4 separate regions of the Homo sapiens genome follow, and all the other regions are linked to region 4. A link is a loop called in an ENCODE intact Hi-C map of the cell type or tissue named here. Cell type or tissue: PC-3. All regions are shown on one strand.

Region 1 (8,000 bases), 72 kb before region 4:
TTTTTTTGATGCTATTGAAAGTAGTATTTTAAAATTATATACTTTCCAATTGTTTGTTGCTAACATATCAAAGTAAAGTTGATTTTGACATAGATCTTGTATCCTCCATTCTGCTAAATTCACTTAATTGTTCTAGAGGTTTTTTGGAATAAATGTCTTAGGATTTGCTAAGCAAATCATGCTGGCCACAAATAAAAATAAGAGTACTTCTTCCTTTCCAATCTTTATGCTTTTTATTTTCTTTTCTTGCCTTAGAGCACTGGCTAACTTCCCCATTACTATGTTTAATAGAAGTGGTGAGAGCAGACATCCATGCCTTATTCCTGATCTTAGAGGGAAATTGCCTGTAATTAACCTTACACATTTCTTTTCTACATTTAAAGCTATACAATTCCATTTGTTTTCTACTTTAGCCTCAACCCTACAAATTTAGATATGTTGTGTTTTTATTATCAACTTTGAAGATATTTCCTAACTTCCATCCTGGTATCTTTTTTGACCTACAGATTATTTAGAAGTATGTTGTTTAATTTCCAAATGTTTGGTGTTTTCATTGTGGTCAGAGAACATAGCCTGATTTTAGTCCTTTAAGTTTACTATGACTTGGGCTTGCATGGTTTGTCTTGATGAATACTGAATGTCTTTCTCGTGAATTGCCTCCTTCTGTCCTTGCGAATTGATCTTCCTTTCTAGTAATATTCCTTGTCTTGAAGTCTGCTTTGTTTTTTTAAAAGTTTTATTTTAGTGCTTTGCCTGATACTATTATAGCCATGTCAGCTTTCTCACCCTTAGTATTTACATAGTTCATCTTTTTTCCTTTGGTTTACTTCCACCTTATCTGTGTCTTTGTTTAAAGCAGGTCTCTTATAAATAACATATAATTGAGTTTTGATTTTTTTTTTTTACCAGAATGAGAATTCACTTGGAGTGTTTGGTTCAATAGTTAATGTAAATACTGCTATGACTGGATTTAAGTCCATCATCTTGCTGTTCATTTTTAATTTTCCCAGTTTTTTTCTCCTTTTCTGCCATCTTTTGAGTTAATCAAGCACTATTTTAGTATTCTATGCTACGTTGTCTGTTTCCTTTTTAGTTAATAGTCTTATTTATATACCTACTTATCTTTTGAGACAGAGTCTTGCCCTGTCGCCCAGGCTGGAGTGCAGTGGCACAATCATTGCTCATTACAGCCTCGACCTCCCAGGTTCAAGCGATCCTCCCACCTCAGCCTCTGGAATAACTGGGACCACAGGCACACACCACCACGCCTGGCTAATTTTAGCATTTTTAGTAGAGGTAGGGTTTCACCATGTTTCCCAGGCTGGTCTTGAACTCCTGGGCTCAAGGGACCTGCCTGCCTCGGCCTCCCAAAGTGCTGGGGTAACAGGCGTGAGCCACTGTGTCTGGCCCTTTTATTTTTTTTAATGGTTGCTGTGACTCTGTTCAGAGGTACAATGTGCATCCTTAACTGACTACACTTGGCTTTGAATTAATACCACTTCACACAAAATGGAAGAGTCTTTTAAAACCAAGTAATTTGGCTGGGCGCGGTAGCTCACGCCTGTAATCCCAGCACTTTGGGAGGCCAAGGCAGGCGGATCACCTGAGGTCAGGAGTTCGAGACCAGCCTGACCAACATGGAGAAACCCCATCTCTACTAAAACTACAAAAGTTAGCCGGGCTTGGTGGCAGGTGCTTGTAATCCCAGCTACTCGAGAGGCTGAGACAGGGGAATCGCTTGAACCTGGGAGGCAGAGGTTGCGGTGAGCCGAGATTGCGCCATTGCACTCCAGCCTGGGCAATGAGCGAAACTCCGCCTCTAAATAAATAAATAAATAAATAAATAAATAAATAAATAAATAAATCCAAACCAAATAGTTAATTATACACACCCTTCCATCCTTTGTGCTATTGTTGTCACCTACTTTACTGCTACATATGTTCTAACCTCCCTGATATGTTATTATTAATGGTCATATATCTTTTAAAGAATTTATGAAAATAAAAATGGTTTTTTTATGTTTCCAATTTCTAATGGTTTCTCTTTTTTTCTATAAATTCATATTTCATTCGAGTTATTTTTCTATCAGCCTGTATGCAACTCACCAACTCTAGAATTACTAGAGTTTTAAACAAAGCTACTGTTAATACATTTAAAGATATTGATAAATTCACCTTTAGTTTTGAGGCACAGCAACCCTTATTATATTATAGCTCTTACTTATATTCACAGTTCTCCAAGGAAAAATCAAAGCTAATTCTTAAAGAAAAATGTTTAGCAGTCCTTTGAATAAATTTTAAGAAAATAATAGGTAAAACCGATCTCTGGACATAGTTTATGTGAGTTTTCAGAGGTCTTTGCAAGTGTCTTAGTAAAAGTTTAAAGAAAATAACCATAGTGTAAGTAGGAAAGTCTTGACATGAGGTTGTCAGCTTGGCCATAGGAAATAATCAATTTACTGCCTTTCAGAATTCACTGTTTATTTGGCTTTTTGCTGTTCTTGTGTGTCGAATTCCTTGGTGGGCTGAAGCACTTTCTTAATGTTTGGAGAAAATGGCAGAAAATAGTCTTTTGAACAAATTCCATCTAGTAGCAGTTTGGTGGGGATGAGTAGGTGAGGTAAGATGTTAGAGGGCTGGGTAATAGTTGTGAATAAACCATCAAAGGACTTTACATACCCCACCTTTCACCCCAGATTGGTTTGGCTTAAAGCTGACAATGACAGCAGGATCTTGAATTAGAAGGTCCAAAGCTCATAGGGTGGTTTATTTTCACTGTTTATTCATATAAGTGATGTTATTGGGTGACTCCAAACACATGGTTCTCCTACAGATGATATCACCTAAATGCCAAACACTGTAAAGTATTCACAGGTACAAAATCTTTTTATTCTAGTAAGTGATAAGTTAAAGAGAAAATTACATTGCACTGAAGACGTATGATGGTAGAGGGAAATAAAAAGTACTACTAAAGTGCATAGGAGTTGCACCTAGGCTAGACCTGGGGTAAGTTTGTGTTTGTAGGCACTGGGGACACTTGATATCCTAGCTGAATCCAAAAGAACTTAGATGATGTGGCAATAAGGATAGGATCAGTGGAGTTCAGTGAAGAGAGAATGCTATGTGCAATTAATTGTCTGTATCAAAAAGGAAAAATATTTTGTTCATAATCAATAGTTTGAGACAAGAAGAAAGGAATGAGAGATGAGACTAGGGAGAGAAACTTTGGTGTGGTCATGGATGGCCATATATGTCATGCTTAGATGTTTAGACTTGGTTCTTATAGGAAAATCTTAGCCACTGGAGCATTTCAAGCAAGAAAACAATTTTGTCAGATTATTTTTGAAAGATCCTTCTCACTGCAGTGTAAGCAATATTAACACTGGAAATAGGGAGGTTTTTTAGAAGGCTGTTGAAGTAATCTAGGCAGAAGATAATGGAAGTGAAAATGTAAAAGTAGATGGCTTAGAAACTATTAAGGGGGTAGAATAGATAAGTGGCAGATGGACTATAGAGAAAGATTTGAGGATGACATCCAATTTTCTGGCTTAGGCATTCCTTGAAATGAAGAGGAGGAAGGGAAGGAATGATAGTTTGAAACATGTAGAATTTGGGATACTTATAATACATTCAATTGGAAATCATTAAGAAATTGAACAGTGGCATCTGGAAAATGAGAGAGCGTTCTGTTGGAGATAAAGATGGGGGTGATCATTAGCTATGACAGGCAGTATATTATCTCTATAGCTCTCATAATTACAGAGCTAGAATTGTAACTTGAAGCCAGTGATTCCGTGTCACATCAGTGTTTTCTTCTGTAAAGTACTATTGAAACATAGACATTTAGGAGTGATGAAATGGGGCAGAAGTTAACATGCAGTGTTGTCTGTATTCTGAAATAACTAGAAAGGAATAAAATGAAGGTGATAAAGATGAGAGATCTGTTGCTTCAGAAGTTCTGCTTGTTGACCAGCAGAGGGCAGTGAATTTTGAAGCTCAGTATTTTTCTGTCCTGTGTTCCCCTTTAAGGCCTAGAAGCTTGGGTATTGTGAATATAGATTTTCAGTGTTCTTGTTACACTGGGTCAGGTATCCAGGGCACATTTATTTATTTTTGCTTCTGAGACTTAGAAGATGTTCAGTTTTTTTTCTTTTTTCTGGAGCCAAGTCTTCATTCTACTCCCTATTTCTCACATTTGGACCTTGTTTCCTCCTTAAAGCTGAAAAGACTTGAGCTATCCCTTAAGAGCTGCCATGGTGGCATGAGGTTGGGACTTAGTGTAAATCAGGTAGAATCTGAGAATGTCATGAATCTTTGCCTCTTGATTCCTCTATTAAGAAATTCTCAGTTTTTGTGTTTGGTTAACTGTTCAGATTCAGGGACACAAATTTTGCTTTTATTAGTCGTAGGATTCAGGGAATTGAATGAAAGAGATTGACTTTTAGTTTCTAGAGACAATATTGAAAAGCTTAGTTGATTCTGTACAGCAGCAGGCTCCTCCACTATTTAATTTGAGGGGTGTAAGAAAAACTTACTGTCCACCCGTCACATGTCTGAAATGGCCATCAGTCTACTTTGGAGCTTTAGGCATTCAAGGCTCCCTTAAAATTCAGAAATTTCACTGAGAGGGACAAGGTAAGTATGGCAGCACAAATGATTTCTCTTGAGTTCAGTAACCAGTGATTTAGTGAAGACTTGAGATAATAGGACCTAGGTAGGAAAAGTTTAACTAGTTTTAACTACGGGATGGGAAAAAAGGTCTGGAGCTAGAATTACACTGTTTCCTGTTTGTAAACCTTCAGTGCCTTCCTACTGACTAGGGAATTCATTATGAGAATAGGGCCAACATTTAGAGAGCGTATGCCATTGTCATTTAATCTTCAAACCAGCCATTTGAGATAATTAGTGTTACTATCCCTATTTTGCAGATTCGGAAACTGAGGCACAGAGAAATTAAGTAATTTGAGATTGCCTATGGAGGAGACAACGAGTGTTTGCCACCATTCAGTTCTGTATATCTTATGCCGCCTAGCACAGTTCTTGCCCATAGTAGGTACCCAGTAACCCAGAGAATTTTGAATGGAATCAGAACGTAGACTAGCATGAAGCTACATTACCGTGGATGGTGGCTCTTGGGAGGAGAGGCCCGTATGGAGTCACTGCAAACCCCAACAGGATTCCCGAAGCCACTGGGTTCATAAAGATGTCCTTTCTGCTTCTGACTTAGAGCAGTCATCCAATTTAAGGAAATGTGGAAAAAGAAGTAGAAAAATCTTTAAAGGTTTTATTTCACAACACTGCTGTATTAAGTTGAGGGATAAAAATTGGATTACTAGTTATTTTTGGTTATTTAGTATCATTATTAAAATGGTGTTATTTATCTAAAATTGATAACTGATGATTTTCCATTTTTTCTTGTTAGAGCAATAGAGTTCCTCAGAAGTTTCATTATAAAAACAAGAAACTTAGTTCAGTGGTATAACAAAACAAATTAGGTGAGATAAGTTGTTAGTGGGCTGGGTAACATTAATGAGTAACAATTATGAAGGCTAACATAATTGATCTGGCAATTTTAGAAGATGTTAACATTTAGGTTTGAGTAGGCTTCCTAGGACATCTTTTGTGCACCTGGGAAATGAATTGGTCGTTTCATCTTTCATTTTCATCCAGGTGAAGAATCCAGATTAAGGAATATCCTCATGTAGAAAGTTACATGGGAAAACCTTCTATTTCCGAAGTGAACAGTACACTAACAGTGAGAAGAATAAACAGCGTTTTTTTTTTTTTTTCTTCTTCTTCTTCTTCTTCTTGCAAACTCTGGGCCCTTAACCACATTAGTATTCTTTGTGATTTCTAATGTGACCAGAAATCAGTCCTAGTCAACTCTGGGGAAAGGACTTGGTGAGGCAGAGGAAAATTAAAACTGATGGTGAAAAAGCAGGTTTGGTTTTTATGGCTGTAAGTTACCTGTGCACTCTCTACCCCCTTGACTGTGGATAACTGAGAGTAGCTGGTTATTCTGGCCAGGTCATTGTGATTGACAAGTTACAGTTGTGGACTTTGCCAAATCAAAGCTCAGGAATAAAAATGCTATATATTTTGTATTCAGATTCAAGAAAGATTGACTTTCTAAGTTAGCTGCTATTTGGGGGAAGAGAATGCTATCACCTTCATAAAGTTGTGAATTATGAAAGACATTTCTGTTGGGTTACTGAATGTCCCTTGGGGTTTTTTTCATTTATAACATTGCCTCAGGCTCTCTGCTGCATCCTGTTGGAATGACCTTCTTTTCAACTCTGTGCTGGCAGCTGTAATATGGCTCTTTCCCCTGAATCCTTCAGGCTTGTCACATGACAAACATGAACTGTGACCCCTTTGTTCCTTACTCAGATGATTAGGTCTCTTTATTTTTTTTTTCTGTTTGACAATTTTGCCTTATTGTCTTTCCTTTCCCCCCTCTCTTTGCTTCCATGTTAATTTCCTCCTGAGGCAAGGTTTTTGGGGTAGCAATTTAATTTTTTTTATTGAAATATAGCATCAATATAGAAAGTACACAAGTCATAAGCTCACCACAGTTTTCACAGCATGAACACATTCATGTAGGCAGTAGTTAGATCAAGAAGGAAACATCACCAGAACTCCAGAAAACTTCAGTCTCTTTCTAATCACTTCTCATCTCCCCCATGGGAACTCACTCTCCTGACTTTTTTTTAGCTTTGCCTGTTCTGGGACTTGGTAGAAATTGAATCATACAGTATGAATTCCTTTGTGTCTGGTTCCTTTCATTGAACATTTTTGTGATACTCTTTCATGTTACCCAGTCGTTATTGCTGTGTATTATTCCATGGTATGACTATTCCACAATTTATTGTACTCTTAATGTACTCACTCGGATTGTTTCTAGCTTAGGGCTCTTGTGAATAGTAGTCATCCTTATACATATCTTTTGATGAACCCATGGCATATTTCTGGGTGTTTACATAGATGTGGAATTGCCAAGACATTGTGTCTGTCTAGCCAGTTATTTTAAAATCTCATATAAAACACCAAAGTACTGATTTTAGGAAAACTCTTAGAAGATTTATAAACATATAGATACAGTTTTAGCATAATGTATCTAATTTATGGCTAAAGAAATTGCCTCTAGTTAAATGTATTGTAGTTGTTTTTTGTTTTTTAAGACAGAGTCTCACTCTGTCACCCAGGCTGGAGTGCAGTGGCATGATCTTGGCTCACTTCAACCTCTGCCTCCCAAGTTCAAGCAGTTCTTCCACCTCAGTCTCCCGAGTAAGTGAGCTTACAGACGCACACCACCATGCCTGGCTCATTTTTATTTATTTTTTGTTAGAGGTGGGGTTTCACCATGTTAGCCAGGCTGGTCTCGAACTCCTGACCTCAAGCGATTTGCTTGCCTTGGCCTAAATATGTTGTAGTTTTAAATGGGTTACTCCTGTAAACAACAAAATTTCCACTCACTGCCAATTACATGTTTTAGTAACTTTCTTCCTAATATGTACTTTTTATTCAATTTTCCAAACAAAACTGAGCTTTTGGTCCCATTCCGCAAAAATCTTATGAAGATATTTTGATGGTAATAATTTACAATAGTTAAAGTTACATCTGAGTTACACCATCTCTGAGTGTTGATGCTAGCAGAGTGGCATGCTAGTGCTTCACTGCCAGGCTTAGCTGAAGTACCAGAGGCTTACACTTGTACAAATTGCATTCATTACCAAGAACCCTGCAGAAGTGGCGAGAGACTGGCTCTATACTGTAGATGGGCTCTGGGATAAGTAGCCGAACAATTGGGCAGCTGAGACCAATTTTTTTCCCTCTTTTAGAACGTGGACTTTCCAAAATTGTTTCCATGGATACTTATGAACAAGTTTAACTTAATGAGTATAAAAATATGACTGCGACATCATGTCCCTCAAAAACTGGGTAGTATCTCTTAAAGAAGTTTTATTTGTCCGTCAGATAAAGTACCCCTAAGTCATGCT
Region 2 (8,000 bases), 120 kb after region 4:
TGCGGGCAGGGTTCGGGAAACAAAACTAGTTCACGCCTGAGACTGCGACCCCCTGGACGGGGCGGTTTCTAACTTTCCTCTCTCTGTCTCTCCAGGGGTGGAGGGAGGGGCATGATCCAGACACCAGAACAAAGACAGCCAGGTCAGAAATGGTGTGGTCTGTTTCTGCAAGTCACGGTCTTTGTGACCTGGGGAAATGGCTTAGTCTCTAGCCTGCCAGCTAGAAAGGGAAAGCCTTTATTTGCTCAAGTGCTTTGGGATCTTCAAAGGAAGGCTCTGAACTATTATTCAAATATTTGTACATTATTTAGGTTGTGCTTTTCATACTTCATTATGCTCCCCCAAACTTCTCAGGGAATTTGGATCACTCAGAAACTTTAGCGTGCTATCGTCCCTTACTCATCCTGCCCTCCCTAAAGCCTCATTGAAAGCACTGATCTTTTGATTATTGGAGCTTCTGAAACAGAGCCAAGGATGAGGCTTTAAGTGTCAGCTACGACGATATTCGGTGTTATTTTGCTATTAGCATGGCTTGCTTGCTTTTTTACTTCATATAAATGCTTACACATTCCAGACACATGGACGTGTAAGTAAATACATATATTCACAGAAGGATACACCTCATACATGCCTTGGCACTCCTGTGTCTATACTCCCTGTAGATAGCATCGCCTCCAGGAAGCTTTGCTAACACTGCTCCATCCGCTTCAGTAGGAGTAGATGTCCCTTTATAGCCCTCTCCAGGTTCTTATGCATACATCTGTCACAGCACTTTTCACCGTGTCTCGTAATTGTATGTTATTGTTTGTTGTACCATTTGACTACGAATTCTTTAAAGACAAAAATTGCATTGTTTATCGCTGTTTCTCCTGTGATTAGTACAATGCATAGTACATGGTAGGAATTCAGTATATATTTGTTAAATGGATGAATGGATCCATCATCCATATTCTACTCCCTTGCTGAGATTTGGGTGCTCAAACCTGTTTCCATTCATCCATTTAACACACATATAACTGAATTCCTATCAAATAAAATGTATAAAAATACATTTGAATGTACTGTTGCCAGTCTCTTGGCTTCCCTTAATTTATTAATCTTTGCAAGTTGCTTTTAAGCTTTCAAGAGTTATACATGTTCCTAGCAGCCATTTCGAACGATTCAGAAGTACATACAGAGGGGAAAAAATGAACCTGTTTTCATCGTTCCTCATCAATCCCACCCCCTTCCTCCAGAGGAAAGCACTGTTAAAGCCTTTCTTCACATTTATAAACACATATTTAAATATACCAACAAAAATATTTTTTAAAACAAGGTTATATTTTAGGATTTGTTCTGTCTTGACATTTCTACTTAATATATAACACATTCTTATTATTTTGTATATATAGGCTCAGAATATTTATTAATCAGGTATTCATCTATGTATTTATTATTAAAATGTTCAATGCACTTGTTTTAAAAAAATTGAACAGTGCAGAAGGTAAAAAATGAAGAGTGAAACTGCCTTTGTCCATTACCACTGTTTATTTCATATTGCAGAAGTAAACACTTTGTAACCATGCCTAGTTTTAGTACTTTTGGTGGTTATCCCTGCAACTATAAATCGTTTCTTGATTTCTCAGCATTAGATAGTATCTATCAACTCCTTGATAAGTTGAAGAATTTAGTGGTTTATGTTTAGTTATTTTAGTGGTTACATTAATAACCTTATATAAAATACTAAAATTCCATCTTGCCCCATCAACCTTACCCAGAAAATACTGGTACCCTGCTGTGTGCTTTGTGGATGTTAGAACACCTACACACTCCTTCCATTTCTTCAGACTTCTCTCAGCTTCATCATCCATCACTGTCAAGGTTTATGATATTTACATCTGGGCTTTAGTAGTTTCCATTTATTCTGTCCAATGTCTCTGCTTTTGGCTTCTAGAAATTTTTTGAAATTTCTTATCTGCTAATGACACCTCCCTTGTTAATGTTGTTATCAATCAATTCTTTTCAGGGTATCTTTGTTATCATCTTGATGGGGCTTAGGGAGGTAGTAGAGCTAAATACAGGCGCTTATTGTGACATCTTGAACAGGGCTCTCCTTTTCTTTTCAATGTGATTATTTCTTTCGGATAAATTCATGAGCATTTCTTAATTTTTTTTTTTTTAGACTTTTTAGACAAGTTTTTGCTCTGTCATCCAGGCTGAAATGCAGTGGCTCAATCGTAGCTCACTGTAACCTTGAACTCCTGAGTTCAAGGATCCTCCCTCCTCAGCCTGCTGAATGGCTAGGACTACGGGAGTCCAACACCATGCCTGGCTAATTAGTTTTTAGTGTTTTTTTTTGTTTGTTTTTTTGTTTTTTTGTAGAGATGAGATTTTGCCATGTCGTCCAAACTGGTCTTGAACACCAGACCTCAAGTGATCCTCCTGCCTGAGCCTCCCAAAGTGCTGGAATTACAAGTTTGAACCAGCATGTGTGGCTGAGCATTTCTTAATTCTGATCACCCATAAATACAATGGTGTCTGTGATCTGAATTGTGTTGGAAAGAATTTAGGGATTTGGGAAGAAGTCAATGAAGATGATTATTTCTGGGCCATCACTGTAACTCACTGTAGTATTTTTCTATTTGCCCCATCTCCACCTTGCTTTTCTTTTCTTTTCTTTCTTTTTTTTTTTTTTTTTTTGACAGAGTCTTGCTCTGTTGCCCAGGATGGAGTGCAGTGCTCCGATCTCGGCTCACTGCAACCTCAGCTTCCTGGGTTCAAGCGATCTCCTGCCTCAGCCTCTTGAGTAGCTGGGACCACAGACATGCACCACCACACCCGGCTAATTCCACCTTTTATCTTAGTAAGCAGTAATATCAATGTCCTTCTATAAATATTTTTGCTCTTCTATAAATCACTTTTACAAGTGTTGGTAGTATATTGCTGTTTATAAAAGAACTGAACCGCCTTTAATGAAAACATATTTACACTAAAATTAAAACTCTATCAAGGATTTGAAATTGCTTGTATCATAAACTATTGTTAGTATTTGCTCCTATTTATATTCCCAAGTGGAGAGTAAGCTGCCTGAAGAATTATAAAGAACTTCCAAGGTTGCATCTTACTCATTTTTTTAATAAAATTGTACCTAGCAAAGTACGTGCCATGTAGTTGGTGTTCCATCAGTTTTGCTGAACTCAACTGAACCAACCTTGGCCATACCTGTGGATTCTCCATTGCAGACTCTGGGCTCTAACCCATGGGAATAGTATGGTTTTACACATTTCTTCCCTAGGTGACTGTATGAAGGAGCCCTTGACATGCCTGAGAAACTCCCTTTTAATCATAATTACATATGACTTCTCTTCCCTTCCTCTATGCCAATATTAAATGCACCAGGGAAACTGATTTCAATTACAGTGGATGCCTTACCCCTTCCAGTTGATCAAATTACACATCCACACTTCCGTGGAGGTTATCCAGTGTAATTCTTAGTACTGGGGAGCATGAACAGGGTACCAATTACTTAAGAAGTGCTCATTAGGAATTAGAAAGCAAACATAATTACCACATGCCAATTGCATAGGAAATAGGAGGGCTTCTCAACAAAGCCAGGCTTATTTTATGTATCCCATATAGTTCCTACAGGATGTGTTTTTACCTGTTTTGTTTTTTTTTTCAGTCCGCCAAATACTGGATGCATATACAAGATGAAGACTTAACAAGTAGGAAATGTACAGACTGCAAACTCCTTATTTGTCTCACTCCACTATACCTCCAGCACCTAGCTGGGCACACAGTCAGTGCTCTAAACATATTTATTGGATCTTTTTAATACCTCCAGTAGAAAATAAGTTAATTTTATACAGTGTGAGCTTTTTCTCACCCTCACACACACACACACACACAAAGCATCCAAAGTTTTGAATGTCCAGTTAGTGTCCAATTAGTGTTGGACACACTTGGCAATCAAAACATATTTGGTGATTGGTTAATTGCTTTATTTTATGCATGACCTTAGGAACTAATTAAATTACATAACAATTTTGCAGATGACCCCAGAGAAAACGAAAATTGTAAATTTTTTCAATAATTGTCATCTGGTGAGTTCCACCTGATTTAGATAAAGTTAGGGTTTTCTGTACTGTTTCCCCTAAGAGGAGGCTTAATTTGCTTCTTATAATTTAGCTGTGTTCTCTTAAAATATAAGTGTAACATAGAAATAGTTTGGGGAACAAGTCAGATTTTCCATAAATTACATGCAAAACACAAAAGTTATTTCCCATCATCAAATTTTCATATTTTTATTTCATGTTAGCATGCAGAAATATTTAATAATGACGAAATAGTCTATAAATGGCCAAGCCACAGCCTGGGAACAATAAGTGGCATTTAAAAAGCTTGTTTTTGACTCCAGCTGGAAGGGGAAAACTGAAGCCATTTCTTCAGCTGGGCACCCTCTCTTGGTGCTTAGGTCTCCCACACATTGGAAGGAGCCCCGTTTATCCTTTGAGTCACAAAGGAAGTATAGGATGATGAAACTTTGAGCTACCCCCATTTTTGCCTCATCTCTATCTACTTAGCAGTGTGGAGAAGTTGGCCAATGGTAACATAGCCCTTGTGGATTCTCTCAGAAGCAGGTAAGTTCCATTTTTAGTAAGGCTTTCCATGTTTCTGAGAGTTCAGGCTCCACCTGCCCAAAGCCAAGTGGGTGACTTAGAGAGGTGATTCATTGAGTCAACAAACAACTATTGAGCACCCACCCTGTGCCAAGCCCCATTCCAGGCTCTTGGTTTAGGCAGTGAATAAGGCAAAGTTCCTGCTTGCTTCTGGCCGGGGAGACAAACAAGAATCACGCGAATGCATAATATGATGTCAGGTGTCCTGAGTGCAGTGACAACAAGGACAGTAGGGTCAGGGGATACTGAGTAATAGGTGGACTGTGCAGTGGGCGCGGTTTGCATCTAGTAAGGGAACTTAGGATACCCAGGGTGATATAGGAGCTCAGTGTGGTTCCCTGGTGAACCTAGCACCTTTATCATTCAGTCAGATCTAAATTCTGATAAGGACAGGGCACACTCTGTTCACCAACATAGCTAGGCAAGCAGCAGCTGAGAGCACACTCTCAGCCTGCGTTGGTGTGGAGCCCAAGGATGTGATTTATTATTACTATTGTTATCACCTCTGTCAGCCTTGGCAATGAAGTTCCCATTGTTTCTAAATATGATTCTCAAAGAAGCCACAGAAACTCACATACCAGAGGACACTGGGGAGGGAGTGTGGCAAAATGGCTTAGAGCTGGGGTCAGCGTACCATGGCCTGCAGCTAATCCGGCCCCCTATCTATTTTTGTAGGGCCCATGGGCTAAGGATGTATTATATTTTACATTTTTTAATGGGTGGCCAAAAATGCATAAATAAACAGATAAATCAGTAGTATACTTTGTGACGAGAAAATGTTATAAAATTCAAATTTTAGTGTTCATACATAAAGTTTTACTGGAACACAGCCATGCTCATTTTGAACATGTTGTCTTGGCTGCGTTTGTGCTGAAATAGCAGAGTTAATAGTGGTGATGAGATTGTATGGCCCACACAGCCTAAACTATTTATGATTTGGTCCATAAGACAAAGTCTGTTGACCCTGGCTAATAGTATGGCTTGTATTCAGTAAAGAACTGGGTATAACATTTTGGTATGTGTTGGAAAAAGAATACTATACAAATATGAAAAAGAATTAGATTTCCATATGGGTGATGTCTATGATATGTTAAGTAAAACAAACAAAAACAATTTGAGTATAATACATCTGACTTCTCTAAATATTCCACTAGGATATCAGCTCCATAAGTGCAGACCTGTGTCTGTTTTGTACATGTTTTTGTTTTTAGAGATGGGGTCTCATTCTGTTTCCCAGGCTATAGTGCAGTGGTATGATCATGGCTCACTATAGCCTCAACCTTCCAGGCTCAAGCAATCCTCCCACCTCAGCCTCCATAGTATTACTAGGAAACTGGGACTATAGGCACACACCATCATGCCTGGCTAATTTTTAAATCTTTTAGATAGATGAGATGGCACTATGTTGCCCAGGCTCATCTCAAACTTCTGGACTCAAGAGATCCTCCCGCCTCAGCCTCCCAAAGTGCTAGGATTACAGGCATGAGCCACCATGCCTGGCCTTTGTTCACCGTTATATCCCCAGTACCTAGAACATTGTGTCCCCTGGTATACTCTCAATAAATATTTGTTGAGCTGGGCACAGTGGTACATACCTGTAGTCCCAGCTACTGGGGAAGCTGAGGCAGGAGGATTTCTTGGGTGCAGGAGTTCAAGGCCAGCAAGACCTCATCTCTAGATAAATAAATACATACATATTTGTTGAATGAATGAATGAATATAACACAACACCTAGGGAGCTATATAAAATATATATGAAATTTGGTTTCATAAAAATTTAAAAGATAAAAATATATATTTTTTACATGGCCAAAACCATCATAAGTAAACTTAGCCATGATAAACTTCAAGAAATCACCAAGGGCCTATTACTTAATGAACTCCTACAAATCAATAAGATCAACAACCCAATAGGAAAGTATGCAAATAGGGCTGGGCATGCTGCCTCATGCCTGTAATCCCAGCACTTTGGAACGCTGAGGTGGGTAAGTCGCGTGAGCTCAAGAGCTCGAGACCAGCCTGGGTAACATGGTGAAACCCTGTCTCTACCAAAAAAAAAAAAAAAAAATTAGCGGGGCATATTGGTGCGTGCCTGTGGTCTCAGCTTCTCTGAGGCTGAGGTGAGAGGATCACTTGAGCCTGGGAGGTGGAGGTTACAGGTGAGCCAAGACCGTGCCACTGCACTCCAACCTAGGTGACAGAGTGACACCCCGTCTAAAAAAAAAAAAAAAGTCAGCAAATAATAACAGGCAATTTATAGAAAGTAACTGCAAATGGCTCCTTAAGCCTATTTAAACATGACCAAGTTCACTCATAAGAGAAAAGCAAATTAAACTAAATGAGTTATTGTTTTTCCACCTCTCAGCTAACAAGAACACATTGTACTAGTGGAATTGTAAATTAGCAGAACTTTGTAGGGAGTACAGTTTGACAATATGTAACCACAATTTAAAGTGCATATACCCTTTGATCTAATGATTCTAATTTCAGAAAGTTATCCTATAGAAATATTCACGTTCGAAATGACACAATTGCATGGTTATTTATTGAGACATTGCTTACAATCCCAAAATATGGAAAATAATTTAAATGTCCATCAATAGGTGAAATAAATTAACGTGCAGCCTGCAAGATACCATGCACCTCTAGAAAAGAAAGAGGCAGCTTTTCATGTATAGATGTGGAAGGATCTCCAACATACGTTAAGTATGAAAAAGTAGAATGAGCATGTATAGAATAACACCATTTGGTTTTTTTTTTTAAAAGGATTTATATGGAGTTCTTTGCATAGACTATCTTTAGAAAAATACAGAAGAAACTGATAGTAGTGGTTGCCTTTGAGAAGTGTAACTTTTACAAATAAAATTAATATTGAAATATGAACTTATGAATTCAATTTAGAGAAAAAATAAGTATACATAGAAAAATCTGAAAGAATATAAACAAAAAACATTACAGGGAATTTTCACTTTTAAGTTATATATTTCCGTAATGTTTAATAGTAGATAGATGGTAATTTAAAAAAAATATGATGGAGATAAAAGAGAGCAAAAGTAGGCCAGGTGCAGTGGCTCACATCTGTAATTCCAGCACTTTGGGAGGCCAAAGCAGGTGGATCACCTGAGGTCAGGAGTTCAAGACCAGTCTGGACAACATGGTGAAACCCTGTCTCTACTAAAAATACAAAAATTAGCTGGATGTGGTGGCGGGCGCCTGTAATCCCAGCTACTCAGGAGGCTGAGGCAGGAGAATCACTTGAACCCAGGAGGCGAAGGTTGCAGTAAGCTGAGATCGCATAATTGCACGCCAATCTGGGTGACAGAGCAAGACTTTGTCTCAAAA
Region 3 (8,000 bases), 150 kb before region 4:
GAATTCCAGTGACTTCAAACATAGGATGATCAAATAGTAAGTGTTAAAAAATAGTATAAAGTATTTAAAAATAAAATACGGAATCTCAAGAATGAGCAAGAAACTATTTTTAAAAATGACTGCAAATACTTGAAAAAGAACCAAATAGGACTTTTAGAAGTAAAAAATGTAGTCAATAAATCTAAAACTTTGTGGGACAGGTAAATCAGATTAAACCTGAGGGTCTAAACTGAGTTTGCTTTCTTCCAGAGAGGATTTGTGACTGTTTCTAGTAGACCCAGGGATTACTATTGACTTGGAACCACTTTAGTCTTCTTCCTGGGAACTTGACTTACCCAGGAGTCTCAGATACACTTTTCCCATTGTAATCAAGAACTAGTGCTAGCCACAGTCATTTGCCCTTGAGGCAATTCTTCCTTTAGGATATGCTTATTGCTGATTTTTACTGACACCTTTTTTTTAACAGGTCCTGTGAACCAAACAATGGAATGAAAATGTCTTATGCTGTGTAATTGCTCCTCAGTAAATCTAGTCCACTTACTGCCTGAAGGAAAAATGTCACTATAAGTATTTTCTTTGGGAAATTTCTGACTTATTACTTTCGCCCATTTATCTGTTGACTACTTATTGCTTTCCAGACTTATGTACATATGCTGGACAGTAGTAATTCTTTGATATATACATTGTAAGTATTTTTCTCCTAGTTTTTTGTTTAACTTGGAAATTTGTTTTTAGTGTTTCATATATGGAAAATTTAAATTACAGTATAAAGTTTAGCAGTCTCTTCCTTTATGGCTTTTGAATTCTAATGTATCCTTTCGTATTATGAGCCCAGAATGATGTGCCTTCTGTATCTTCTTCTAAGATACTTGTATGCACTTACCTCAAATACAGATATTTACCTTTATATCTTCAATAATTCTTGATTTTATTTTTGTAAATGTGTGAGGCAGAGATTAAATTTTCCTCAAATGAATTGTCTGAGCAATAGTTAGTAAAGAGTTCATCATCTTTAACTTTCTTATTTGCAATGCCACCTTTATCTTATAGTAAATTCCCATTTAAAAAAGGGCAAATTTCATTTTAGTGATATGTTTTTGTTTTATTTTATTTTATTTTTTGAGATACAGTTTCACTCTGTTGCCCAGGCTGGAGTGCAGTGGTGCGATCTCAGCTCACCACAACCTCCACCTGCTGGGTTCAAACGATTCTCGTGCCTCAGCCTCCCGAGTAGCTGAACTACAGGCACGCGCCACCACTCCCAGCTTATTTTTGTATTTTTAGTAGAGACGGGGTTTCATCATGTTGGCCAGGCCAGTCTCAAACTCCTGACCTCAGGTGATCCACCTGCCTCGGCCTCCCAAATATTTGTTTTGTTTTGATATTACTATTTTGGTGTTTTCGATTGTTATAACATCTTTATTTATTTATCTAGCCCATAGTTAAAGTAAGTCCTTTTTCTATATTCCTTTTTATCGAAGGTATCTTAATTTTACTTGTTATTTTTCTCTCGTGCATGAATTTTAGAATCAGCATGGCAGTTCCATGAAGTTTGTATAGAATTGTGTGATTAGGTTAATTTGGGTGGTGGGGGCAGAGAATTGGCTTAAAGAATTTTCTTTTTACGATATAGAAGATTCCCATCTGAAACCATGGTTATATTTGTTAGAATTTGGTAAGGTTGTAGGGAACAGAAAAACTGAAAAGCCATTGCATAAGCAAATTATCTCTCATATTCAGAAAAACTGAATTGCAAGGATCACGGTCTGTGGTGTTAGGGATCCGTGCTCCATGTTTGCCTCCTTTCTGTTCTTCGGACACACTAGTCATGGTCCTGATGTACAATTTTATTTATTTATTATTTTCTTTAATGTTTTTAATGTTTAATTTTGGGGGGTACATAGGCGTATATTTATGGGTTATGTGAGATTTTGATAAAACCCACTGTATAGTTTTTGATGTGGTATGCAGTGAAAGCTGTCCCTCAGTCTTCATATGACATGGTCTTTCATATATCAAATCTACCTCCTTAGAGAGGTAAATTTTGCTTGGCCAACCAACATAAAGTAGCTTCCACAGTGATATCTGCTGTCTTGAGGTACTTATCTAAAATTATTTTGTTCATTTATTTGTTTACCCCTGCTTCCATGTATTTCCCACTTCTTCTTAATCGTCTATGAAAGCTTACAATGATTGTTTACCATTGTATGTATACCGAGTGTTTAGAACAATGCCTGTTTCATAATAGGCATTCAAATATTTGTTGAAATGGTGAGTTTTGGAAAAGGAGTATTTATAATCTCAGCTATTTCTTAGATATTTTTGTACAAAGGTGCACTTTTCATTTTTGTACAGTACTTTCTAGTAATTCACAGTCACACATGGCTTTATGCATATCTTTTCATAGTGATGTCTTTTTAAATTTAATTTTGCTTCCCTGGATACTTACATCACTTCAGTTATTTATTTATTTATTTATTTATTTATTTTTTAAGATGGAGTCTCACTCTGTCTCCCAGGCTGGAGTGCAGTGCACGATCTCGGCTCACTGCAAGCTCTGCCTCCTGGGTTCACGCCATTCTCCTGCCTCAGCCTCCTGAGTAGCTGGGTCTACAGGCACCCGCCACCACACCCGGCTAATTTTTTTTGTATTTTTTTAGTAGTGACGGAGTTTCACCGTGTTAGCCAGGATGGTCAGATGGTCTCGATCTCCTGACCTCGTGATCCACCTGCCTCGGCCTCCCAAAGTGCTGGAATTACAGGCATGAGCCACCGTGCCCAGCCTTACTTCAGTTACTTTTTAAATGAAACTGATAATAGACCCTCGATGTTGGCTCTTTTGTTAAATAAGAAGAAATAGTAGCGAATAATATTAGCTCTTGTCTTGACCAAACTGTATGACATTTAATAATATAGAATGATATTTTCATAGTTTTTAAAAACTATTTTGTTAACTTACACTTTTCGGGGGGATTCATTTGTGACTTTTTCTGCTAAGAAGATTCTGTTTTCTATTCTGCTTGTCAGTATAGCTGGGGTGAATTTGGGAAGCTGTATTGTGCTTAAACACCAGAGGGTGCCAGAGATTCATGTTCTTTCCATCATACTTCAGAATCAGAAGTGGCAAACAGGATAGTACCTCTGCATGTTTGCATAACCGTATTTCAACTGAAGATGTGATGATAATAAGGAATTAATATCAATATTTTTATGTGATCATTTATTTAAAGTCCTTATATTTTAGAGATACATAATAAAATATTTATGGATAATATCTATATACTATATCTGGTAGTGAAGGTGTTTTAACAACTAGGGGTTTTAGTGTGATTTTTATTACTTTAAAAAGACACTCTTGGAAAATAATATAGGACCAGATTATGTGCTGTTTGCATAGATGGTATTACTCCATCAATTTTAATGTCCATTTTTTCCATACTGCAGGAATTAGATTGTCTAGTGTATATTAACTTATTTAACTTTCATCATATATAATTCATTGTTTTATGTATTACGAGTCTGTTTGTCCTTGTGTATGCTCACGCTTGTAATCCCAGCACTCTGGGAGGCTGAGTTGGGAAGATCACCTGAGGTCAGGAGTTCGAGACCAGCCTGACCAACGTGGCGAAACTCCATCTCCACTAAAAATACAAAAATGAGCCGGGTGTGGTGGTGCGCCTGTAGTCCCAGCTACTTGGGAGGCTGAGGCAGGGAGAATTGCTTGAACCTGGGAGGCAGAGGTTGCAGTGAGCCGAGATGGAGCCATTGCACTCAAGCCAAAAACAAAAAACCCCCCAAAATTAGTTGGGCATGGTGGCGCACGCCTGTAATCCTAGCTACTTGGGAGGCTGAGGCGGGAGAATGACCTGAGCTCCGGAAGTGAAGGCTGCAGAAAGGTGAGATTGCACCGCTGCACTCCAGCCTGGGTGTCTTAATAAAAAAGAGAGAGAGAAAAAAGAAATGAGGTTGTTGAACATTCCAAGTGAATTATATGAGTGAAGACTTGGAGATTATATTGTGAAGTCTTTCAGAGTTTTTAGTCATATGTTGTCATAGTAAAGTTATGTTCAGGAAAATTTATCTGTGTACTTTAGTGCAGAATAAACTGAGAAGGAGGACGTTAGAGGTAGGTACACCATGAAGTGAAGGTTGAAGTTATATAGGTAGGAGATAGGGCATATCTTATTTATTTGTCATGAGCATTCTCAAGAATGGTCAAAGCCAAGAGACAGTTATAATGCTGTGGTGTGAAAAATCTAAAAATTTCTTGTTAAGAAATTAAATTAGGCCAGGCGTAGTGGCTCACACCTGTAATCCGAGCACTTTGGGAGGCCGAGGTGGGCGGATCATCTGAGGTCTGGAGTTCGAGATCAGCCTGGCCAACATGGTGAAACCCTGTCTCTACTAAAAATACAAAATTAGCTGGGTGTGGTGGTGCATGCCTGTAGTCCCAGCTACTTGGGAGGCTGGGACAGGGGAATCGCTGGAACCTGGGAGGCGGAGGATGCAGTGAGCCGAGACTGTGCCATTTCACTCCAACCTGGCAGCCTGGGCAACAGAGTGAGACTCTGTCTCAAAAAAAAAAAAAAAAAAAAGAAATTGATAATTGAACTGAGAACATGAATATAGGAAAGAGCTAGTACATACTTCAGGAAACAATTGATAACTAAATATTTCCTAGTATACTATAGATCAGCAGTCTCAGAGTTACCCAGGGAATTTGTTAAAATTTTGGTTCCTGGAGCTGATCTAATCTAGAATAAAATCTCTGGGGATTGGGTATGGCAGGAACTTGTATTTTAAAAATCCTTATAATGAACATATTTCTGATGTTCATTATAAATTTAGGAACTATAAGTATATATAGACCAGCATTTGACAGACATTTTCATGAAAATGAATGAAGTGAGTCTGTCACTTTAGGGAAAAAACCTGACAGTATTTTTTTTTTTTTTTTTTTTTTTTTTTTTTTTTTTGCCAATGATAAAGTTGGAGCTATCAAGCAAAAATGAAAACTTTGCAAAACATATCTATTACCATGACTTTGACAGCTTTCCAATAGTTATATTTTCTGATTTGGTTGGTGGAGATACATGTAATTTTGGATTATGTATTAGAATCTAAATTTGGAAGAACTGTATGACTCAGTGAACTAGTATTTTCCATATTACCAATGGATGATGTTGCAAAACCATGTCTGAGTAACAGATCCCATTCAAAATGCAAGAGGACCCGTGGATTTTAAAAAGATTTGTAAAAATAGAAGGCAGTACCACTCTTGATCTATTTTTAAATTTTGATATGTTAATTTTTGTTAAAGTATGTTATTTATGGTAATATATATTTCTTATTTTTCAATGAATAAATAATACCAATTTTTAGTTTCTGATGCAGTTTTAGTTTCTAATACAGTTTTCACACAAAATTACATGAGAGGGTCATTTTCACTCCCATTTTACAGATAAGGGGATCAATGAATAGACGTGGGAAGAAACTTGTCCATGGTCATCCTATTAATATTTATTTTTTATTTTTTATTTTTGAGATGAAGTCTCACTCTGTCGCCCAAGCTGGAGTGCAGTGGCGCGATCTCAGTTGCAAACTCTGCCTCCCGGGTTCAAGAGATTCTCCTGCCTCAGCCTCCCGAGTAGCTGGGATTAGAGGCATGCAACCATGCCCAGCTCATTTTTGTATTTTTAGTAGAGATGGGGTTTCACCATATTGGCCAGGTTGGTGCTGAGCCCCTGACCTCAGGAGACACGCCCACCTCGGGCTCCGAAAGTGTTGGGATTACAGGTGTGAGCCACTGCACCCAGCCATCCTGTTAATAATGGTCAGAACAGGGACTGAAACCTTGACCTCTTTAGAATCAGTACTCTTAATTTTTATAACTCAGTATTTTTCTTAGTGTGGTCCTTAGACCATTTGTATCATGATCATTTAAGTGTGCCTGTTAGAAAACTCCAAATCCCTGGTCTCCATCATAGGCCTACCAAATGAGAATCATGGGTACTGTGTGGATGTGTGTTTGACATTGAGACCTGCATTTTAAATATACTTCCTAGGTGTTTCCTAAAAACACTATTGCTTGAGAAGTACTGCAGTATGCTACGCTACATTTGAGTTAATAAGAAGAGAGGGAAATTCCCATGAGAAAAACAACTTTAAAGCATAGAAGAAGGAATAAGCAGGATATTGTGTGAATTTACTGGCTCACTGTGGTAGAGAGGCTCTGCTTGAGAGAGGTGAAAAAAGAATATTGAAGGCAAACTAATTTTATTACAGATTTAGTAATCTAAGGAAATAACTAGATCTTAAAATAAAAGTTTTTGTTTATATTTTAAAAACTCATTTATTTGAGTAGGTAATGTGAACATTTTACACGAAATTTATAAGGTACAAGAAGGTATGCAATGGGAAAAGTAAGGGTTCCCCTGACTTCTTTATCCCCCCTATTACCCAGGTTCCCAGCCTAGAGCCAACCAGTTACCACTTTTTTTCAGTTTCTTATGTATTGTTCTAAGTATAGTATTTTTTTTTTCTTGGGTACAGTATACTTTATTGATGGTACATGACAAGATGGAGCTCCCTAGATATAGTATTCAACACAGATGGTAATATATAATACATACATAATGTTTTGCTTTTTTTGTTTTTTTTTTAACCACTTAATAGTAATCTTGGAGATTGTCTCATCAGTACATATTCACTGTGATTTTGATATTTTTAACAAAGTTCCATAATGATGGACATTTAGGTTGTTTCCATTGTTTCATACTAGGAAAAAAGCTGCAGTGATAGGTGATGAAGATGATTAATATGATCAATAAAATTAGTTGGAATTTAAGGCAAATACATTGATTAGAAAAGAAGACAGAGTAAGAACTACCATAACAGAGACAAACATGTGCTCTCAGGAGTTCAGCATTGTAGCAGTTGGACAAATGATTTAAAAGTATAAAACCAGCATTTCTAAAGTAGGCATTCAAAGTGGATCTGGGACATAGATAAGGCTTTGAAAGCTTTGAAAATAAGAAAAAAGCAAAGGGGCTGGGCGTGGTGGCTCACACCTGTAATCCCAGCATTTTGGGAGGCCGAGGCAGGCAGATCACCTGAGGTTAGGAGTTTGAGACCAGCCTGGCCAACGTGGCAAAATCCTGTCTCTACTAAAAAAAATACAAAAATTAGCCAGGCGTGGTGGTGCTACTCAGGAGGCTGAGGCATGAGAATCGCTTGAACCCAGGTGGTGGAGGTTGCAGTGAGCCGAGACCTTGCCACTGCACTCCAGCCTGGGCGACAAAACGAGACTCAGTCTCAAAGAAACAAAAAAACAAGCATAGGAAGTTGAAGACTAGAACAGGAAGGGAATAGTCTAAGCAAAGTCCAGAATCAGGAGGAGTTATTCTATAGTGAGTAATGGAAGGAAGGGGGAAGAGTGCTAACTGTGGTCATTACCTGGAAGACCTTGGATGTCAAGTTGAGTTCAGGGTAATGTGAAAGATTTTTGAACAGGAAAATAACGTGACTGACTTTACTTTAGAAGAAGTAGTCTGCTGTTGTTAGAGAAGTTAAGGGGATAGAAGAAGACATTGTAAGAAGGCAGGCATGAGCAGGCATTCTCAAAAGCTAAAGAATTAGATCAGTTTCAGAAGCTAGAATGCAAAGCATTTGTGATAAATTAGTGATATTTTTGTAATATTTGCCTAGTTCCCTGTAACACTCCATAGAATCTTGAGTTGGAAGGCTTTTTCTACTGAGGCACTATTAAGTTTGTTTTTCTGAATATCTTTTAAAACAAAACAGATTGTCTTTCACAGCACCTTCATCGAAAGACACCGCATCAGACCAGAAGACTTGAAGACTTGGTTTGGTGATTCTTACTTACTTCTTGAAAATTAAAACCAAACCAGAATCACAAATATCTCTAAACATCAAAGCCTTTGCTAGTGTCCTGACCTCTTATCTAGCCTTACTGATATGCTGCTAGAACACTGCTTTCC
Region 4 (8,000 bases):
GCTCACTGCAACCTCCACCTCCTGGGTTCAAATGATTCTCCTACCTCAGCCTCTCAAGTAGCTGGGACTACAGGCACGTGCCACCACGCCCAGCTAATTTGTGTATTTTTAGTAGAGACAGGGTTTCACCCTGTTGGTCAGGATGGTCTCGATCTCTTGACCTCATGATCCACCCACCTCGGCCTCCCAAAGTGCTGGGATTACAGGCGTGAGCCACCGTGCACGGCCAACAGTGGCTTTTTAAAAAGCAAACTTTTATAGCTACCAAGGTAATGATTGATTCAGGAAAGGATTACCAATGGATGTTAAAACCATCTGGTGAGAGTGTGTTGAGAAACAGGATATTTATAGTCTCATAGTGTCATCCCACAGGTAATCATTAATTACAAAAAGAAAAAGCTACCTTTACACTGGATAATTTGGTGAATGTTACTTTAACCAAGAGGCCAAAACTGCCATTACTAATATGGGTCAAACTGAGTCTTGTGATATAATTCACTGAGGACATGATATCACCTATGTAGTATTCTTGAAACCAAAAAACCTGACTCTACCAGTGAGGGACAAATCAGACAAATCCAAATTGTGCAACAATCTACAAAACAGTTGACCTAGACTCTTCCAATAAGTCGATGTCATGGAAAGACCCCTCCGCCTCCAAAAAAAAAAGGAAGGTGTGGGGGGTATTATTAATAAATGCAATGCATAATCCTTGATCAGATCCTCTAGGTGAAAAGCACAGCTATAAAGATCCTTTTGGGGACACTGGCGAAGTTTGAATATGAACTTTATATTGAATAATAAAAAGTAGTGAAAAATAAGATTGTGATTCATTCACGCCTGTAATCCCAGCACTTTGGGAGGCCAACGGGGGTGGATCACTTGAGGTCAGGAGTTCAAGATCAAGCCTGGCCAACATGGTGAAACCCGTCTCTACCAAAAATAATAATAATAATAATAATAATAATAATTAGCTGGGTGTGGTGGCACATGCCTGTAGTCCCAGCTATTTGGGAGGCTGAGGTGGGAGAATCACTTGAACCCAGGAGGTGGAGGTTGTAGTGAGCCAAGATTGTGCCACTGCATTCCAGCCTAGGTGACAGAGTGAGACCCTGTCTCAAAAAGAAAAGAAAAGAAAAGAAAAAAGTGGTGATTCAATTATATTTTGACATTTTGATTGACCTACTCTTTCCTAAAGTATTTTGGTATCTGGGAATCTACATGTTTCAAGACCTAAAAAGGTCAACATTACAAGTGAAATGTTTGCTCCATTGAACTGGATCAGAGTTTTTGTAGAAACAATGTGCAACTGGGATGCAGTCATATAAATGGACCGAAGAACTTAGAAAAGAACAAAGTGGATGCCAGTAGCCAATGCACACCATTCTGTGCAGTATTTGGTTGGGACAATGCTAACTGCACATAGGCAGTCCTGGGTAAACATTAACTGATGACAATAACCAGCAGAGTCCCAAAGTGAGGCCCTTGCATTATTGTTTTGAGGAAATTCTGCCTAATGAGAATGGATTGCTAGTAAATCATAGAGCAATTTTATTCTCCTTTCAGTAAGACATGGATGACCGAGCAGCTGGTGGGAGCAGCCCTGTCTGTCCCCATCTGAGAGAGTGGTGTATTAGTCTCAAATAGGGAAATTACGCAGCAATGTGGAAGCCTGGCTAGCCGTCATTAAAGTAATTCAGTGTTTGGGCTGCCTGTGTTTCAGGCAGTGATAGGAGCCATTAACAGCTCACTTTTAGTTTCAGAAGCCAGAGATATTTTCATTACTAGTGTCCTCAGGCATACACTTTTTAATTTAAAAAAAGAAAGTAAGTTCAGGATGGAAATAACCCATCACCACAGGAATATCTCTGCACCAGAAACACATTCTAGTTTACCTGTCAATCTTACCAGCATGCCAGATTTATTTTGAGTGTCTGGAATGAGGAAGAGGAGGGAAGAAAGGTGGGTGTAGGGCCGATGGAGGAATCAGGGTCACTAATACCTTGGAAAAGCTGAGGACTTCATTCTAAAGTGCTGTTGAAATCTCAGGTTTTTTACTTCTCTGGCTAGTAATAAAATGATTGATAGTTCTGGCTCTGAGATGTTCCCTACTTCTTCCAAAGCCATAATGCCCTACTTTTAAGATGCTTTGGACAGGTGTTATGGTAGACTGAAGTTGGTCACAAATGCTTTGTTACTTTCCCCAACAGGAGGTTCTTATTTCCCCCTCATTGAGTCTGGGCTGGCCGTGTGGCTGTTCAACCAACAGAAAGCAGCAGAAGTGTACTGTGCAGTCCGGGGCCCAGGCTTTTAGAGAACTGTGGCTTTCTCTGCCTCCTTCTTGGAATCCACTTACCATGTTGAGAGGGGCCCAAGCCACATAGAGGCCAACAGCCAAGTATTTGCAGCCATCTGGGTGAGCCATCTAGGACATTCCACGCCAATCAGACCCCTGGATTGGAGCAGTGGAGCAGACATGGAGCAGATGCAGCCCAGCGAAGGCCAGTATCACAGGCCAGAACAAAATGTTTTAAGCCATTAAATTTTGGTGTGACTTGCTCTGCAGCCAGATAACTGAAATAGGTGTAACCGAAAAGTCCGTAAGAAGGAAGATTTACCTTGCTGACCAATGCAGAATAACAAAGCACAGGAAATAACATTTGCTGGGTCGGAAGACAACTGTCTGGAACAGGTGATGACATCCTTAGCCTTTAGTAGGTTTTGACTTCAAAACTGACCCCGGCTTTCATGCCTCTTTTTGATGCTCAACACGGACAATTTCAAAAAGAAAAAATTTCACTTTAATCCAGCCTCACCCCCACATGTGTGTTTCACACAGACCTTATTTTTTAAACAGAGTTTATTGTATTTAATACATTATAAAATTTGAAAAATTGTAGGAAAGCAGCAGACTTGAACTGGAGCAATTCTAACAAGGAATAATTCTGGCCCCTTGGCAAAACTGATCAGTTTTAAAACAAAGTAAAGTTCACATCTGTGAGGTGGACAAAAAAGTGTGACTTCTGTACAAACTACATTTAAAATTTCATGTCTAACATCTTTGCAATGTGCTCATGAGGGTTTTTCTGAAGTCCTGCCTGGTCCCTGCCTAAAGAAAGACGTGGAACCTCCATATACAAACAAACTTGATTCAAGGTGTTTTGTTTGTTTTGTTTTTTTAAAAAAAAAGGAAAAAGAAAGACAAAGGAAAAAAGAAATATGGATGGCTGTTGTTGGCAATGGAAACTGTAAGGAGACTGTGTCCTCACCACTCATGGCTTGTTTATTTGTCAGAGGCCTCGGAAGGCCCAGGACACTTCACGGCCATCACAGCACCAACTGCGGCTGTCACCTTTTTTTTTTTTCTTTTTTGCATTTCCTACCTTTTGACATATATATATATATTTATATATTTTTTACACCTTGAGGATATCACTATTCCAATTGTTCCCATATGAATACAGGTGTGGTCTCTATTGGATATAAATGTGTCTTTTATTCGATTTTACGTCCAGGACTTGGTTTGCTGTCCCAACTGCACATAAATGTCCCTTTTTTGTTTGAGTTATTGGTTGTGTGTGTTTTCCTTTTTGCATAAGAAATATGTCCATTTAGTCCAGAGGCTCTTGCTTTATCCGGATGACGGAGGGTACACGGGGCGTCCGCCTCAGTTCCCGCCGAAGGACGTATTCGCTGAACTGGGACGAGTCTACTCCTCCCCCACAGGAGCCCACGATTTCAAATCCTCTTTGCTGCAACCTCTCGAGGACCTGCGAGGGAACAAGACAAGCATCCAGTTAGGGGTGAGGTAAGTCCTATGGCTACATAAACACCCCAAAGTTTGAGATTATGCGCACTCTGGTTCATCTCATCCAGCACCCATGTCCCTGTGAGCTGCTCCTCTCAAAGGAAGACCCTGGATTAATGGGCAGGAGAGAGGAAGCAAGCATTTCTAATGCCTAAAATGTGCCTTTCATGCTTGCTTTACACACACCAGCTACAACACTCGATGGTGTTAGGCCCATTTTATAAATGAGAAAACTGAGGTTCATGGCTAGTCAGTGATGGGACTGGGTTTCCAACTCAGGTCTGTTTGGCCTCAAATCTCCTGTTTTTGTATATGCAATGCTGCCCTCTCTGTCAAAAATGAGGGTTCACATTTCAAAGCTCATTTATCACTAAAATACATCCTATGAGATGATAAAGAATCTGGAAAGGACAGTGATGGCAGAGTTTACTTAGTCAGTGATTCATTTGTACTCTCAACTCCGCCTTTGTTCAAGTTTTCCTAATACCGAGTTAATATATATGTTTTGGCCTGGAAGATTGATGTAATTTCAATAGCAGAACAAAGGGATTACTGAAGACACTAGAGGATTATCTACAGGTTTTCAAGTTTGTAACATCTGAAACAGATTTATTGCCCTGCATTCATTCAAGGAGACAAGAACCAGCACAATGATTACATATTAGAAAATGTAAGAAAAATAAAGATATTCTAAACTTCTTATACAAATGTAAGCCATAGAATCTGTTCCTTAATTTTGAAATCAAAAACCTAACGCCAGCAAGATTCCTGGGTTTGGCACTACATGTCTGACACTGTTAAATGCAGGAAACAGTACCTGTGACTCTTAGATTAGATAGACAAAAATACAGGAAACTGATCTGGAGCATTCTGTTTCTTTAGGAATCCAACAAATATTAGACTTGCAAATGTTTCCTGCCCGAGTTCTGAATATAATTAAATTACTTCCACACCACCTTAAAGGCAAAGTGATTCAATCATAACTTAAAAAAAAAAAACAAAACAAAAAAACCCACCTCAAAAAAACTTTTATTGGAATGAACTGAAATGTAGTCAATGTAAAGTGAATCCTTACTTTTTTAAAAAGTATTATTTTTTAGTTGCCTACTTCAATATAGAATATAGTCTGCTATGTTGCAAAACAGCTTACTAGATGAGATGGGAAAGCAAGAGAGTATGTTTTCTAAAAATTAATTAAAACCTCAAGTGCTGGCAAATTAAAAAAACATACACAAGTCCTTATAAGAACAAAATTAACATTCTACCCAGCAGTGCTCTATTTCTGTAGGTAAATTCACAATGCATATGCATACCTGTCAGCATAAGGACAGGAAGAAAACAATCCCTAAATTCAAAATCAAGATGTGCTTTGGTGGCAGGTAAATACAAAGACGAAGAACAGCTCCCTCCATGGATTCCCCAGCAGAGGCAGGAATGCAGCCCTCAGCAAGAGGCATCCCAGCTTGCTTGGCCAAACCAGCACCCTGGAAAAGATCCCTTGCCATGATTAGGAGAGGAAATCCAAAGGGGAGGAAGCCATGAACAGCAGAGAACCTAACCCTGATGTCCATTTTTCTTTGAGTCTTAAGGTCACTAAATGCTAACAGGAGGAAATCGCTAAGCTCTTCTTCGGAGTCCGATAGGCATCATGTGATAATTATTCAATGTGATCCAATGTTACCTTGGATGTGGTCAAAAGCTTATTTCAATGTAATGCAAACAGCTGATGGAGCCATTACTTTGGAAACAACAACACGTTCACAGCAAAGTTCCTTAAACAGTGATCACACAACAACTTAGTGAGGTATCGGGTGTCGTAAGCCTTATCCCAGAGTCTCTGCGTGCCCATAGGCTGGTGCCTATTTCTTGGTCGGTGGAGCAGGACGCAAGGGTAGGTCATGGCTGTGTCATATGACCACGTTAATCCAGATGAAAATTTCCATATCTGATGTGGGAAACTGTCAAGCACATGAATTGATGATCGTTATTCACTGGCCCAAAGGTGTGGCCGAGGCCTTCCTGTCCTGGCTCTGAATGGTTCTGCCCCTCTGTCTGCTCCAGTGATAGCCAGGGCAGGCTGTTGTGTGGAAGGGGACAGGCTTTCTGGGCTTTAAAGAGGCTTAAACTGCTGAGGCCGTCTCAGGAACGCTGTGCAGGGCCATGCGGGAGCACCACACACCTCCAGGGGACGCTCTCCGCACAGGTGAGAACGCGAATCTCGTCCTCGGGAACCCTGCGACCCAGCAGCCAGCCCGCCGCCTGGGAGCATGTGCCTTCCGCTAGCATGCTTAGGGAACATTTTCTGCCAGTTTTCTGCTCTTCTGTTCTCAGACATCTGTTCATATATTTTAAAGAGTTATAAATAGTAGTGGAACAATCCTCAAGAGGCAGCACAGAAGAGTGGGTGCTTCTAGTCTCTGTGCTTTGGGAAGGGTTCTGCTGACTAAATACTGAACAAAGTCATGGGCCCATTCCAGTTAAAAAGAGGGAAAAAACTAGAACCCTCACTCCATTGACTTCAAATGGTTTTGTGTCACACGGAGCTGGAATCGAGACCCAGGTGTGCCTCTGCCTTCCCATCAGCAAGACAGAGAGGATTAACAGTGCTTACCTGTTAGGGTTGTAAGAAGACAACACATGCTCAGGCCATGGCCCAGGGTAGGGCAGAGAGTCGGTGCTCAGCACACATTAGCCTCTGAGTTCTCAATTCCACCCCCACATCTCTTGCTCCCCTACACTTCTCCATCTCAGGAAATGGCAGTTCCACTCACCCAGTTCCTCTGTCAAAAATCTTAGTCATCCCGGGCTTATGTCTCACAACCCACAGCCATCGTCAGAAAACCTTATTAGCTCTACCCTCCAGACACACACAACTGGACACTTTTCAGCTGCTTGAACCACAGCTTGCTGCCTGGTCTCCTTGTTTCTCCTATTCTCTAGCTGCTGTCGCAATGTTCACTTTAAAATACGAGTTCTGTCAGTTCTCCCTTCTGCTCAAAACCCTCCAATGGATTTCCATTTGGCTCACATACACAAACGAACCAAAACCAAAAGATGCCAAAATAAACAATCCTAGGGCACTTGCCACCTCCTAACGAGGCTCTCCGTGATCTGTCCCTGATTTTCCCGGGCCTCCTGTCTGGGTACTCTCTCTCCCTGAGTCACTTTCTTCAAGCCAAACTGGCTTTCCTGATAGTCCTCAATATGCCAGCATACTCTGCCCCAGAAATCCACTTACCACCTCCTGGGCAATATATTTATGTTGACTGTTTGCCTCCCACTCCACTCCCATAATGCAGTTCCATGAACACAGAGCTGTCCATCGTGTTCTGTGTCTGTCTGTCTCACTATGTTGCCCAGGCTGAACCTGAACTCCTGGGCTCAAGTGATCCTCCTGCCTTAGCCTCTGGAGTGGCTGGGACTATAGGCGTGTGCCACCGTGCCCAGCTGTCGTGTTCTATATCTGTCTCTTCTGTATCTCCAGTGCTCATCCCAGCACCTGGCACAATCACAAGACTTACGGAATGACTGCTATAGAGGGTGATAATTCACCTACCCAACAGAAGTGTCACTGAGTGAGTTTCTAAGCTCTTTGGAGGAAAGGCACCATGTGAGGGCAAGGTTAAGTGACAACAGTAAGAGTGGCATTTGATGCCACACAGTGCGTAACAATGCTATACCTGGACTGAGTTGAGGTGACAGTAGCCATTTAGTGGAAACCTGATGACGTGCGTCGAGTCGTGATTCCAGCCTGCATTGACAGAGTTACACATCACGTCGCCGATCTCTGGAAATACTTCTTCTATCAAGGATTTGTCACCGCTTAGCGTGATCCTTTCTCCGAGGTCTGGGGCCACACGCACGACGAGGCACTCACAGGGCCTTGAAAATCGACCAGTTTCTCTGTCCTGCTTCCATCTTTCCATCTCCAACAACATGGGCTGAAGCTGAAAATATTTTGCCTCTTCATATAACAAAGTGTAGTCCTGGAAAAAAAAAAGGTATTTCACAGTGCAAACTGCAAACATAAAGTACTAAACATGTCCACATCTAAGAGGTGATTTTTTTCCACTTCTTGTTATGTCACTAATCAAATCTGCATGTGCGTTTTTCACTTACGACATGTTTGTAGAGGCTCAATTTGCATTCATTCATTCATTCATTCATTCAGTGAAGATAAAAGGAGCTGAGT

Evidence for each region. A loop is a pair of places that touch in the nucleus more often than their neighbours do. Peaks named below come from ENCODE experiments on the same cell type or tissue, not always from the same donor. Only the 100,000 strongest peaks of a DNase experiment are listed, where the experiment ranks them.
Region 1: a loop joins it to region 4, with 10 times the contacts of the local background. A loop is called at or near these places in 5 of 110 quality-filtered maps.
Region 2: a loop joins it to region 4, with 11 times the contacts of the local background. A loop is called at or near these places in 2 of 110 quality-filtered maps.
Region 3: it touches region 4 in a loop (3-fold over the local background); 4 of 110 quality-filtered maps call a loop at or near these places.

What each region holds. Positions count from the first base shown.
Region 1 is chr18:26,379,906-26,387,905 of GRCh38, forward strand. The region is part of intron 14 of TAF4B (TATA-box binding protein associated factor 4b); the gene reads left to right. Among named protein-coding and RNA genes, the nearest start is that of LINC01543, 39 kb to the right of the region's middle. In PC-3, a CTCF peak has its summit at 3,951 (motif pointing right); DNase peaks (open chromatin) are centred at 3,996 and 6,306.
Region 2 is chr18:26,575,398-26,583,397 of GRCh38, forward strand. It overlaps a transcript of KCTD1 not described here. Among named protein-coding and RNA genes, the nearest start is that of MIR8057, 12 kb to the right of the region's middle. In PC-3, no CTCF peak of the experiment used is centred here; DNase peaks (open chromatin) are centred at 654 and 4,754; H3K4me3 peaks cover 1,899 bases; H3K27ac peaks cover 2,526 bases.
Region 3 is chr18:26,304,305-26,312,304 of GRCh38, forward strand. All of the region lies in intron 9 of TAF4B (TATA-box binding protein associated factor 4b), which reads left to right. Among named protein-coding and RNA genes, the nearest start is that of TAF4B, 82 kb to the left of the region's middle. In PC-3, a CTCF peak has its summit at 3,047 (motif pointing right); a DNase peak (open chromatin) is centred at 3,077.
Region 4 is chr18:26,452,132-26,460,131 of GRCh38, forward strand. KCTD1 (potassium channel tetramerization domain containing 1) reads right to left here. Exons shown (of 5, transcript NM_001142730.3): 4 at 7,489-7,794; 5 at 2,779-3,770. The coding sequence ends at 3,612. It overlaps LOC124904274 (a long non-coding RNA gene), which reads right to left and starts at 875. Exons shown (of 2, transcript XR_007066322.1): 1 at 517-875. RefSeq lists an enhancer at 6,769-6,838. In PC-3, CTCF peaks have their summits at 4,127, 5,958 (motif pointing right) and 6,157; no DNase peak of the experiment used is centred here; H3K27ac peaks cover 817 bases.